Linked DNA regions of Homo sapiens: region 1 is linked to region 2. Evidence: chromatin contacts called from ENCODE Hi-C or POLR2A ChIA-PET data. All regions are on one chromosome and are shown on one strand. The core of a region is the stretch at or near the end of the contact, and the rest is flanking DNA. Distances in the headings are between cores, read along the strand shown.

Region 1 (3,787 bases), core at 603-3,102, 35 kb before region 2:
TTCCTACACACGCAGAGCAAAAAGTGGGTGATCGTGCGTGCATGCAGGTGTATGCATGTGTGTGAGCATGCCCTGAGCCCTCTACGCATTCTGAGCCTCAGTTTCCCTAACTGCACCCCTGTTGGAGGCTGGATTGGACTCAGATAAGATGAGTAAATGCAATCATCCAGTAAGAAGTAAGCAACAGGTGGGTGGGCTCTGCCAGATGAAGACCCCCAGGCCTATCGGAATAAACCACAGCCAAATGACAGTCTGGGCAAGGGGAGGAGGGGACACCGTGAGTGAGGTGCCTCCCATGGTGTTCAGTTCAAAGGAGAAGCACATAAACAGAGCTTCCCAAACTGTGTTCCAAGATTCCGGGCTTAGGGATAGGTGGTAGTCAAAAAAAGGGATGAAGGACAGATTCTGAGCCCAAGAGTTTTAAGAACCCTCTCTATGACTCAAAGCATCCACAGGCATGTTGAGGGCCCTTGGAGATCCTGCCTTAAAGAAACCCATTCAATTGCACTTAACCAGGCACTTAGGAAAGTTACCCCAGCAGCTGCCCCACCAGCCCCCAGACGCAGCCCAGCAAAGGCAGCATTGCCTCCGCCCAGCTCCCTCCAGGCTGTACTGCATGGAACTCCAGGGTTGTGTGGTGCACTGAGGCACGGAGCATTTTTCCAGGGTCAATTGAAGAAGGAACTCTAAGAAAGATGTTTCTGCATCGTGTGCCAAATTGTTACTGAGATGGTTCCTGCTGTTTGTCCATTGATTAATGAGGATCCACAGAATAAATTCCTCAGCATTCCAAGCCAGGGGGAAAACACTGGTCTGTCCCAAGCTCTTACATAATACAGAAGCAGCTTTGATTCTATTTCTCTTTGGGCCTTGGCTGCCAGGAGGCTCAAAGGCATCCTGACCCTTCCCTTAGGTTTTGACATAATTAGTCTCTTCAACTATTATTTGAGCTCCCCACTGACCCACAGGCCACCTCGACAGCCTTTCATTAGTAATCATCACAGTTAGCACTTATTGGGGACATGCTGTGTGCCAGGCACCATGCTGGACACATGTCATGTACCCTCTCACTTGTCCTTATAATGGTGCCACAAGGTAGGGGCTTTGTTATTCCCATTCTACAGATCACAAAACTGAGCTCTGGGAAGGTGCAATCACTGAGTCAAGCCCATTCTCACAGTGAATACACTTAATTTGTGCTGTGTGTGTTCACCTGCCCACTGCTGCCTCCTCACTCTAGAATGTGAGTCCTGGAAGTCAGGGACCCAACTGTGCCCTTGTGGCCTAGAAGCACACAGACGCCTGACAATACTATGATGAATAACTGGTGGTGAATCAGGATTGAAATAAGGGCCTATCTGCCTGAAAACCCATGCCCTTAACGCTCGTGTCTTTTTGGTCTGCAGGGTTTGGTAAACCTAACGCTAAACTTAACCTTCAGTGTAACCCTAACCCTGATAACCAAACCTATGCTAACCTCTAGCATAATCCCAAATGAATTAATTAATAAGCCATGAAATGCTCCCTGCCTGACCCTGTCCTTGGCTCTGTGGGGCAAGGGCTCTGAACACAGAGGCTTGGGCCATTTAGGGAGAGGAGATGCAGGAGCTCAGGTGACAGCATAGATGGACTCAATGAAGATGGTGGGAGCACATGGAGTCGGCAGCAGGGAGAGGGCAGCGGAGACGGAAGGCTGAGTTTCCCTCCTGGGAGGCCTGGCCAGACCTGAGTAGGGCAGACCAGGCCAAGCGGAGCTGGAGCAGCGGTCACAGAACAGGAACGCTGAGCCGACCCCCACTCCCAGGAGCGGCTACTCTGGCCTGCGAGGGCCAGCCCAGCGGGTGGGGAGGCGATGCCCTGCCCAGCTTCCTGCCCCATTCCAAGCTGGCCAGGAGCCCCACAGCCAGCACAGGAAATAACAGGGGCCCCCAGAGGCCGCCCAGGCAGGCCCTGCTCCGAGGCCACCCGGGGAGGGAAGGAGGCCATTGTCGGCCTTTGTTTCAGTTTCCCCAGCATTACCCAGGCTCCAAGAGGCCACTGGGAGCTCACAAAGCTTCCCCCCAACCTGCAGCTGTCCAGCCTCCCCCAGCCCCGACCCTGGGGACAGGCCTGCCAGGCCCCTGGTCTCTTAAAGAGGCAGGTGCAGGGTGTAAAATGAAGTCACATGCAAGTTGGGGGTTGCGGGGCGGCCCATGCAGGCCACAGCAGGCCAGGCAGGCGAACAGACAGATGCACCAAGACTGGGGTCTAGGTCCACACCAGGGTCAGCCCAGCACTGGGCCCAAGTGCAGGGGTGCAAATCTTTGGATGGAAAGAATGTCTAGGGCCCTGAGGGTACGACAAAGAAATGGAAGAAAGAAAACAGAGCAAGGAGACAATCTGGACATCTTGAACACCCCGCCTGGGCACTGTTCCTGATCCTTCAAGGGAGACAGCCCAGAAACAGGCTTTTTCTGCTCATTTGCATGCCTGGGTGTGGATGAGTGAATGCTGCATATGTGTGTATGCCTCTGTATGTGCATGCATTTGTAAGTGTGTGCACATGCGCACTATGGGTATGTTGGCAGTGTGAACACACTCCTGTATGCACGTATGGGTGTGCATCTGTGTTATGCATGTGTGTGCATACCTGTGTCTGCAGGCATCTGTGTGGGTGTGCATTATGCATATGCATGCACTTGGCTGTGCGTACATATGTGTGTAGTATGGAGGAACATGTATGTGAAGGCCCATATATGTGAATGTGTGTATTGTGTGGAGTATGCATATGCCAATGTGCACATACGTGTGTGTTTACATGTGCATGGGTGGTACATGTGCATTGTGTGCAAATGTGTACCTACATGTGTGTGAATGTCCATGTGCATTGTGTGGAGTACATTTGCACTGAGTGAGAGTATGAGCATATATATGTATGAATGTGTGCATGCATCCTTGTGTTGGTGTGCATGTAATATGTGTATGTTGTGTGTGCACATGCATGCACACACAATGACTTGTGAATTTACACATCACCACCAAAGAGCACTCACAGGTTTTTGCCCATTAGCAATCACTCATTCCCACACTGACCCTGGTGGCTTCTCACTAGTGGTGTGTCGCTGCAATGACATTAGGGATTACAGCACATTCTAGTGCCCGTCATTCCACCAAGATGCAGTAAGTCTCCACTGAGTCCCAGGCACTGTGAATTAGCAACTACAGAAAGCGTGCCCTAGACTCAGACAAAACCCCAACTAGCTGTGCAGACTGGACTAGTCTCTTTAGCTCTTTGGCCTCAGTTGCTCATCTGTGAGACGGGAATGCTAATACTGTGGTTAACAAGGCTTAAATGAGATAATGCATGTCACAGCCCCCTGTCTGGCACCAAGTGGATGCTCACTAGATGGTTATTATTTTTTAATTGTTATTGTTAAGACAGTGATAATTGCTGAGGATACGACAGGAAGCAAACAGGCACTGTCCCTGCCTCCACAAGCTTGCCAGGTTTGCAAGGCATTTAGCCTTGATAAGTAGAATAGCATAAGTAAAATATATCATATTTGCCAGACTAAGCATGAGTCTGATGTGCTAACTATCACGTATGGCCAGCAGCCATCAGTTAAAGCAATCAACCATGACAAAGGAGAACAAATTATCAGTGGAGGTAAAATAATAATTTTTTGAACCAGAGAGGCATCAGATAGCCAGGTTCAGCATAATCTCATGTGTGTGAGAGTGTGTGTGTGTGTGCGTGTGTGTGCACCTGCCTGCACATTCAAGAATGTTAAGGGAATGTCAGCTGACA
Region 2 (3,449 bases), core at 432-2,931:
CAAACACAGGGAGAGGCCCCAGAGGTCCAGGGTGGTCTGGGGTCGGGGAGGCTGGGGGAGTCCTGGCACCTGGAGATAATCTAGAAGAAAGAACACGTTCCCAGACTCACAGACTCCTCACCCCAAAGAGGACAGCCAGAGAGGGGCCTCTGCCAGCCCCTTGCCCCCAGCCCTGCCACACACCCTTCTTACCTCCTGATGCTCCAAGCCATGCACCCACCTGCTCCCTTCCAGGCAACCACCTTCCTGTCTCAGGACCTCTGCCACTGCTGCTCTCATTACCCAAAACACCCCTGCCATGTTGGAGGCCCCCACCAGACCTCTGCTATCCAAGAGGCCTTCCCAGATCCCTGGATAAACAGACGCCTCCTTCTCTGGTCCCCATAATCCTCTCTGAGGGCCCGACTCAGCTGAGACCCCTGGGCGCATCAGGGTCCCCTATGCTGTGAGCTCCCTGAGGGACAGCCCCACCCTGTTCCTCCTCCTTGCCCCTCACTCCCAGCTCAGGGCCTCGTCTCCACAGACAACTGCCATGAGTTGATTAAAATGAATTCATCGCAAGCCCTTTGCTTTGTTACTTTTTTAATCTTCCAGATTATAGGAAAAATAAATAAATACAGGTGAGTACTCAGGGAAAAATAAAACCACCTATAATGCCCCTCTCGGAAATGCCATGGGTATTTGAGGGCAGTCGGCCCTACCGGACACTTTCTGTGCATTTACACTTTCTCTCCTTCAACACAAATGGGACCTGGGGCATGTCTGAGTGGTCTTGAGGCCCTCGGGGTGTGCAGGGCAGCGCTGAGAGTCCGGCCACAAGAAGTTCACGGGCCCACGAGGATGTGGCTAAGGAGGGGCATCAGGGTAATGGGGGGTCTTGAAACCACATCTTGGGAGGGGAAGTGAAGGAACTGATGCTGTTCAGCCCAGAGGGGCAGGCTCAGGGGGCCCTCAGAGCTGTCTTCAGGCATCTGAAGGGCTGTCACAGAGAAGACAGACTGCGCTGGCTGTGTGGCCTCAAGGGGTCAAACCGGGACCAACCAGTGGAAGGCACTACAGAAAGATTTCAAGAAGAAACAGATGGGACGATTTCAAGAAGAAACAGATGGGACGCTATCAGCAGAGGCAATGAGGGGAGGTCTGCTTGGGGGTAGTGAGGCTCCCGGCATGGGAGGGGACCAAGCAGCGGTAGAGAGACCCCCAAGAAAGTCAAGGCTCAGCTAGGAGAGGAGTTAGAGTTGGCCTTGATGGGATCTCAAATGATCGCAGGGGAAATAGGTAGGTACCAGAAATAAACACTGGGGGTGGAGGAGACAATGGCACCACTCTACCCCCAACCCAGCCCACGCTGCCACCCAGAGTGTGCTTAGCAGGGTCCCATTTTCTGGTTTCTCCAGGGAGGCCAGAGATCTGAATATTTATAGGAACCATTCCAATTTTAAGACAGGCTGACCAAACTTCTAGCAGTCCAAATACAGTCCTTGCACTGCAGGCTGCCGACCCCCTGGTCAGACAAGGAGCTCACAGGGCAAACGAGGCTACTGAAAGAAAAGGGAGCCATTTCCGGGCCCAGAAGAGCAGCCATCCCCGCAGGACTGGAATGGGTTAAAGTCTGAGTTGGCTCTCTGCTGCTCCAGGACTACAGCTGGCCTCCTACCCCCACCCCCGCCCCCAGAGGCCCTGTCAGCTGCCCAGGCCCCGCCTGACCGCCCGCCTCAGCCACCCAGCCTGGAACCCCAGATCTGGGAACAGGGCAGCTGCCCTGAGGCTGGCCAGCCACCGCCAGCCAGAAAGAGATTCCGTTCCCCATGCCCTGCTGAGAGCCATTTGCTCATCTGGGATGGATGCCACAGGGGCAGAGAAGCAGGCTCTGTCCCGCTCTCCTCTCCCCTTCCTCCTGCCCCTAGGCCTGTGACAGGGAGCAGACCTCTGGTGCCACCACAATCAAAACTCCGCTGAGCACCGGTGACTAGGCGGGGTGCTCCACACACAGAGCACTTGTGTCACCTTCCTAGGGATCCTGCAGGGAGTCCTCAACCATCCTCATTGCACAGGCAAGAAAACCTATACTCAGAGAGGTTAAGACACTTGCTCACGGTCACACAGCCAGCAAGTGGCAGAGCTGGGATTCAAATCCAGACCTATGCAATTTAAAATCCCACACCAAGCCACTGGGCTAGAGGGTCCTGGCTCTCCCACATCCACATTCCCCATCTACCTGGTTGTTTTCTAGAAGCTACAGGCACCTGCTGCCTGGCTGGCTATGAGAGGGGAGAGAGGGCATAGTCAACGCTACTGATAAAGGCTGGGATAAGGGGGCTGGGCATGGTGGCTCACGCCTGTAATCCCAGCACTCTAGGAGGCCAAAGTGGGTGGATCTTTGGAGGCCCAGGAGTTCAAGACCAGCCCAGGCAACATGATGAGCACATCTCTACAAAAAATACAAAAATTAGCCAGGTGTGGTGGCATGCGCTACTCAGGAGGCTAAGGTGGGAGGATCTCCTGAGCCTGTGAGTTCTAGGTTGTAGTGAGCTGTGATTGTGCCACTGCACTCCAGCCTGGGCAACAGCGTGAGATCCCATCTCAGAAAACCTAAATAAATGAATAAATAAAGTCCTGAAGCAGTACTGAAGTAGCTGATTTGGAATCATTTCTCACAGTCTGGAAAGTGAGAAAGGGTGAGGGGCTGTATGGTGTACTTCCATTTGTGTTGGGGAGGGGAGATAAATACACGAATTTTCATGTGTCTGAACACACGTAAATTGCCCTGGAACCAGACACAAGAAACTAGGACCAGCAGTGGCCTCCAGGGAGGACAGTGGGTGGCTGGGGGAGTTTCTAATTTTGCTCCTTGTGCATTCATTAGCAATTCGTGTGTTTAAAAGTGTGTGTGTGTTCTACTTAAACCCCCTGCCACACCACCAGGGGCACCCACACTTGCCTTGGGGTGCTGCATTTTTGCCTTCCCACCTTGGTCCACTCCCCTAGTTGTAGCCCTACTAGGCGGTGGGGCTTTGGGGAAGTTCTTGCTGCTCTCTCTCAACTCCCATTTCCCTGTGCGTATGAATGACATTAGACTGGACTTCCCCCAAATCCCCACCCACCCTGGTGCCCTACAGGTCTACCTTGGTGACTCCAACCCCACAGCCCAGAGCTGGCCTAACAGGCAACGGCGCACTTCACCCCCAGCCCACCCTGTGCCCCGACTCCAGGCAGCCAGAGCCTTCTGAGGTGGCAGGACAGGCCACCAGGAGAGCAGTGACAGCCAAGCAGACATGTTCATCCTCCAGGTATCCACTGCCCCAGCCTCGGATAACAGCAGCACCCCAATCGTGCCCTGAGGAACCGCCCCTAACCCTAACCTCAATGTGCCACCAGTCAAAATGCCCTGCCCTCCCCTGGGCCATGGCCCAGGCTCATGCTTGATCTGCCCAGGGATTGATCCTCAA

Evidence for each region. A loop is a pair of places that touch in the nucleus more often than their neighbours do. ChIA-PET counts read pairs that join two places held with the same protein, here RNA polymerase II (POLR2A). Pooled maps may share reads with other maps.
Region 1: a map of dorsolateral prefrontal cortex shows a loop between it and region 2 (5-fold over the local background). The contact joins two enhancer-like sites. A Hi-C loop is called at or near these places in 6 of 168 maps with a recorded cell type or tissue (Ramos, dorsolateral prefrontal cortex, heart left ventricle and 3 more) and 4 of 50 pooled maps. POLR2A ChIA-PET finds 5 or more read pairs at or near these places in 2 of 52 experiments (OCI-LY7 and PC-9).

The regions. Positions count from the first base shown.
Region 1 is chr16:49,774,476-49,778,262 of GRCh38, forward strand. All of the region lies in intron 2 of ZNF423 (zinc finger protein 423), which reads right to left. Among named protein-coding and RNA genes, the nearest start is that of ZNF423, 80 kb to the right of the region's middle. RefSeq lists enhancers at 1-22, 1,561-2,072. Within about 2 kb of position 1,853, at least 8 of the 41 ENCODE cell types and tissues checked have a DNase peak (open chromatin) inside an H3K27ac peak, as active enhancers do; they include psoas muscle, where a contact is called at or near this core.
Region 2 is chr16:49,810,095-49,813,543 of GRCh38, forward strand. All of the region lies in intron 1 of ZNF423 (zinc finger protein 423), which reads right to left. Among named protein-coding and RNA genes, the nearest start is that of ZNF423, 44 kb to the right of the region's middle. RefSeq lists enhancers at 1-365, 366-1,311. Within about 2 kb of position 1,682, at least 3 of the 41 ENCODE cell types and tissues checked have a DNase peak (open chromatin) inside an H3K27ac peak, as active enhancers do; they include psoas muscle, where a contact is called at or near this core.